2 separate regions of the Homo sapiens genome follow, and region 1 is linked to region 2. The links are chromatin contacts, found by Hi-C or POLR2A ChIA-PET in ENCODE. All regions are on one chromosome and are shown on one strand. The core of a region is the stretch at or near the end of the contact, and the rest is flanking DNA. Distances in the headings are between cores, read along the strand shown. Region 1 has its middle 290 kb from the start of ARSJ. Region 2 overlaps ANK2 (ankyrin 2).

What was found. A loop is a pair of places that touch in the nucleus more often than their neighbours do. ChIA-PET counts read pairs that join two places held with the same protein, here RNA polymerase II (POLR2A). Pooled maps may share reads with other maps.
Region 1: a pooled map shows a loop between it and region 2 (2.2-fold over the local background). The contact joins two enhancer-like sites. A Hi-C loop is called at or near these places in 1 of 168 maps with a recorded cell type or tissue (ascending aorta) and 4 of 50 pooled maps. POLR2A ChIA-PET finds 5 or more read pairs at or near these places in 1 of 52 experiments (activated T-cell).

What each region holds. Positions count from the first base shown.
Region 1 is chr4:114,271,126-114,273,847 of GRCh38, forward strand. No RefSeq gene overlaps it. Among named protein-coding and RNA genes, the nearest start is that of ARSJ, 290 kb to the left of the region's middle. Within about 2 kb of position 1,331, at least 2 of the 41 ENCODE cell types and tissues checked have a DNase peak (open chromatin) inside an H3K27ac peak, as active enhancers do.
Region 2 is chr4:113,381,970-113,384,669 of GRCh38, forward strand. ANK2 (ankyrin 2) reads left to right here. Exons shown (of 46, transcript NM_001148.6): 46 at 1-1,767. Among named protein-coding and RNA genes, the nearest start is that of MIR8082, 230 kb to the left of the region's middle. Within about 2 kb of position 1,367, at least 5 of the 41 ENCODE cell types and tissues checked have a DNase peak (open chromatin) inside an H3K27ac peak, as active enhancers do.

The sequences.
Region 1 (2,722 bases), core at 81-2,580, 890 kb after region 2:
GTTAAAGGATGATTTTCAGTTAAAAGAAAGAAGGTCCTGGAATAAAAAAGGAATAATGTCAACAAAAGAGGGAGTGATCAGATTGAGTCATGAGGGAAATAAGGAAAGGGGAAAACAATAGAATTGGTTTGGGGTTAGTCAATAAAATAACTGAACAGATGATACAATCAAGACTTCTAGATAGTGAAAGAAAGAAAGAAGATCAGTGAATAAAGTCAACAGAAAGACAACCAGTGGAGAAAAAAAGAAAAACACAATATTTCATGGGCTTTATAAAGACCCAGAAAAAAATATCAGAGGTTTAGAACTGAGAATTTAGTTTTTTACTTTTGTTTTTTAAAAGAAGCATTGAAGTTATCGTTCACCTCAGTCACCTCAAAATTTAATTATATCACCAAGGAAGTGAGTACTATAACACATGCAGTAATGGACCTAAGATTCTTTAAAAGATCTTTTCACCAGACATAAGCCCTAAAAAATTTCTGTCATACAAGAGTAAGAAAAACAGAAGCCAAAGTAACCCTAAAAACTAAGCATCTGTTTAAAGAGTTTTAAAAAACATTTTGTTGTTGTTTTGTAAATTGTTTACTCCACAGTAGTCTATCATATTTAAATTCAAAATAGAGAAATAATGTATTAAGGACTATTCATGATGCCTAATAATAATTAGTTTCCTTTACTATTTACTTTGAAAGACCTACTGAATTTTTCTCTCTATTGTTTCTTTTCATGGAAAGATGACTAGGAAGGTCATTTTACCATATTGAACAGATGGATGAAATAATTGAGTAATATTGAATGCTGTACTTACTGGCTAATCTAGCAAAATGGATTTAATATTTCTATAGGGCTAAGGGGCATCATATTATTTCATTACTTTTGTTTCTGGAAACTAGAGTTTAAGTATTTAAAACAAGTCAAAGTAGGCATTGAAAAAAGTATTGAAAAGCTGTGAGGCATGTTCCCTGTTCTGCAAGGCTTTCAATTAAGAGCTCTTTTATTTCTTGGGATCTAATATACCCAATTTCATTTTGTGTCATCAAATCACGTTCCAATGATTTTAGTATGATTATGGCGTATTGGATTTAGAAATGTAAACTAGATGAACTGAGAAGAAAGTATGCTACTGAAAATAAATTATTACAAAGAATCCATGTAACTGCTCTGGGTTGCAATTTCCCAGGACAATTATTTCTTTTTGGCCAAAAATTTTTAAAAAAATAAACAGGAAATTTTTTGACCACTCATGTCTTTTCTTTAGTCAAAAGTCTCCTGTGAAAGTAAGGCTTGTCTTGCAAAGTTATTCCTGAAGCAAATTGACTCAGAGGGCAGCATGACTTATGGTACTGTTACTTTGTATAAACAGTTCTGTCTTATGAGTAATGCTGGGTGAGGTCATGATTTTTAAGCACTTATGGTTTTTGTTGAATCCAATGAGTTTGACAAAAAATACTTCAGGAAGAAGTCAAATTAACATGCTACATTCAAAGGGCTTTACACTTCTTACATATTTACTAATATTGATGATTTTCACACTATGAATTTTCAAGAAACTTAGGAAATCTCTCAGGTAACAGGCATGGTGGCAGCATTCAGTAATATAGATGAGGGTTCAAGAATTGTGTGATTTTGGTTTAGTCATTTCCTCCAGAAGTCAGTTTCTTGTATTATAAAATGAGGAAATTCAGGCCTATACATCTAAAATTCAAGTTGTTTTATCTATGCATACAAGTTTTAAGGCAATTTTAATAAACTTTTAATTTTAGAATAAATGTAGATTTACAGAAAAATTGTGAAGATAGTATATCTTGTTACTCCTGCTGTTCATATCTTACATTTGGTATATTTGTCATAACTAATGAAATAATTGATACATTGTTATTAACTGAAATCCATACTTTAATTAGATTTCCTTTATTTTTACCTAATGGTCTTTTTATATTCCAGAATTCCATCCAGGATATCATATTACATTTAGTTGTCATATCTCCTTGGGCTCTCTTGGCTGTTACAATTTCTCAGACTTCTTTGTTTATTATTTTTTTTAAATTTTTAAACTTTTAATTTTTTAAAAAAAATTATGGATACATAGTAGGTGTGTACATTTTGCAGAACTGTTTACAATAGCTAAGATTTGGAAACAACCTAAGTGTCCATCAATAGATGAGTGAATAAATAAAACGTGGTACATTTACACAATGGAATATTCAGTCATTAAAAAAAAATAAGATCCAGTCATTTGCAGCAATATGGATGGAACTAGAGATCATTATGTTAAGTGAAATAACCCAAGCACAGAAAGACTTCCTTATTTTTGATGACTGGCAGTTTTGAGAAGTGTGGGCTAGGTATTTTGTTGAATTTTTCTCTATTGGAATTTGTCTGAGATAGTTCTTATGCCTGGTTTCAGATTATAGGTTTTTGGGAAAAGAATTTACAGAGGTCAGGTGTTATTCTTATCACATCACATCAAAGGTACATACTGTCAACATGATTTATCACTGATGATGTTGGCTTTGATGACCTGGCTGAGATAGTGCTTTTCAGATTTCTCCACTGTAAAGTTACTCTTTTTTTCTTCCCCTTTCCTATGTTCTGCTCTTTGGAGGAAATTTTTATGTGTAGCCCATACTTTAGAAGTAGAGAGTTCTGCTCTATCTTCTTGAGGGTTCAGTATCTACAGAAATTCTTTGCAATTCTAGTGATTATGATTAGGTCTCGG
Region 2 (2,700 bases), core at 117-2,616:
TCTTCAAGTGACACTATGTAGGAATCCTTCCAAGGAATATCTATGTACAATGTATATAGCTGAAATGCTCAGATGAACAACATATTAAAATTAAAACCACTGCCTATTGTAACTACACTGGGCATCAGAATAAAAGGCCTCTAGAAATTGCTGAACAATGGTTAATTAAGATATTGCTAACACAATCGAGTGATAATACAGTTTTACTGCAAAAGAAGCACTTCAAACCTATTATGTCCTTAGAACTTCCAGAGTAGCCACTGCTCCCAGTTAAAGGTGGGTCAGTAGCCTTGCAGAACTGTCCTGAGAAGTTATTGCTGGTGCTGGCCAGCCATGGCTTAGGACTCCAACAGCCACTCTGAGGGAGGGGAGAAGGGAGCAGAGGCCACGCAGAATGAACCGATGGGGTATTCAGTTGCTGGCAGCTACATTGTGTGGCATTCTAGCATCTTCAGGTCTTTAGATCTTGGACAAGTTGGCAGGGTATTTTAAAAGCTATAACTACTGTAGTTTTCCAGTTTTCATTGCTGCTTTAGCAAACCACGCTGTCTTACAGTGGTACTTTCTTCTGGCCACTGCACTGTAGATAATTCATTGGAAACAAGATTTACCCACTACATAAAAGGTTAAACTCCTTCAGTATGTTGGAGTGGTTTCTTTTTTTTTTTCTTTCTTTCTTTTTTTTCTTCAGGTTTATATCTTCTCTAATACCTGCATGTGGCGTTTAAAAATCAAGACCACGGTCAAACCCCTCTTCTAATCACATTAATTGTTTCCATTCTTTTTACCCTGAGTGAGCACTTTTCACTTTCCAGCTAGGTCTGTTTTTCAGCTTGCAGACAAGATTGAGAAATCCTTGAAAATTTGGTTTTGGTTAAAATTTTTGGTTTATTTATTTGAAATCCACACTCCCTTGGAAACTCTTAAGTGCATTTGTGCACTTCTGTTTGTTTGTCTCAAAGAAGGGACTGTAACAATCTGAGTAATTTCCATGTCCTCTTCCTTATTCCTCTAGTGGTTGAAGCTGTGTAGCATTTTAACATATATATATTCACAAATATATTCATATAAACAGTATACATTTTGAATCAGTCATTTGTTAAAGAAAAGTATATTCAATGAAGATGAAATTTAAATAAAAAAGGACAGAGTCTATCCTCCAGGGATTGAACATTTTCCAATTATCTGGTCTTTTCCTGTTGTGCAAAAATGACTCATTGCTCCGAATGTCAAAAACAAATGCGACAAACAATGGCACTTCATCATTTAAAGTAATGTTGCCAAGAGAAAAAATTTCCTGGGAGGGAGGTTTCCCACAAGCCAAATCTCCTAAGCCTCAAATGCTAGCACTTTTTGGCAGTTGGATAGGAAATGAGACATTCTTTGGCAGCCAAAATAAGAGAGGCCGATGGTGAAACTTTTTGAGACACCCTATGGCCTTCTTGTCAAAACCTTCACTGGAGCTCAAGAAAAGCATTTCTGTTGTGTTATTTGCAGTGCAGATGATGTCTGTGTAACAACATAATGGTTATTCACCTTTTTTTGATTTTGATTTTTGCTGTGTTATCAAAAACTTGAATACTGTGAGAAGAAGTGAATTTTCAGTTGACGAATCAGCATCTTGTTCCCATGGTGATAACACTAATTGAATATATCTATGAGGGCATGTATTAGTTAATGGAAAAAAAAATACAACACTAACAATACATAGCTGCAATGTGTACAATGGCTGATTTAATTAAATAAAATGTACAAGTGTTAAATGTGGCAACGGTGATTTGTTCTTCTTTATCATGAATCTGTGATTTCAGGAGAATAAGAGGTTTTAAAAAGTTGAGCTAGACTTGAAACCAACAGAAAGACACAAATTGCTTTTTTTCTTATGGTTTTTATTTAGTCGCTGAATATGCTATATGCCTGGCACTGGATTAAGCACTGGGATAAATAGATTTTGCCTCTGCCCTCAAGAAATTCTTATTGTTCTTGTTATGCAAAAGAAGAAAATGAGGATTTTTGTTTTGGATCACTACTAAATGAAAGAAAATAGGAATTTGGGGACTTGCAGGGGATGAGAAAGGGTAAGTGGGATTGGCAGCACAGCAAGACTGGTTTGGTTCTCTCCCATGAGGCCATGGCTGTCACTAAATACTTTCTGTCTTTGGGAACAGCAGTTGGCTCTGGAGTTTTCTTTCTGTCTTAGAGCCTGAGAATTTAAAATTAAATGGATATATTAATATAAATAAAGACAGGGTAGGACTATGGAAAATCAAAATCAGTTGTGTGTGGAGAGTTTTGTTTCATTTTTTGAAAAATCCCTTTACTGTTGCTTTAATATTTTTTACAGTAAAAACAAAACAAAAAAGACATGATTTAGAAATTGAGTAGGTTTTATTTAAATCTTATCTGGTATGAGACAGGAAGCTCACTGGATCTGATTTCTATCCTTGGTTGATTTACAGGTCTTCTGAACTTAAAATACCAATTATGCTTGACATTTTTCAAAGAAAACAGTTAAAAATAATTCCAAAGTAGGAGTGTCTGTGTGATCATCTCTCTCCTTCTCATTTGTTTAATGTGCTGTACTTTCTACTTACAGGAACTCTGGGCTTGTGTTACTTTGGGTTTGATTAAGGAAATCAAAGCATCAGAGAAGATTCAATGTCTTCTCATGTTTAATTATTTGCTGTGCAAAACCCATTT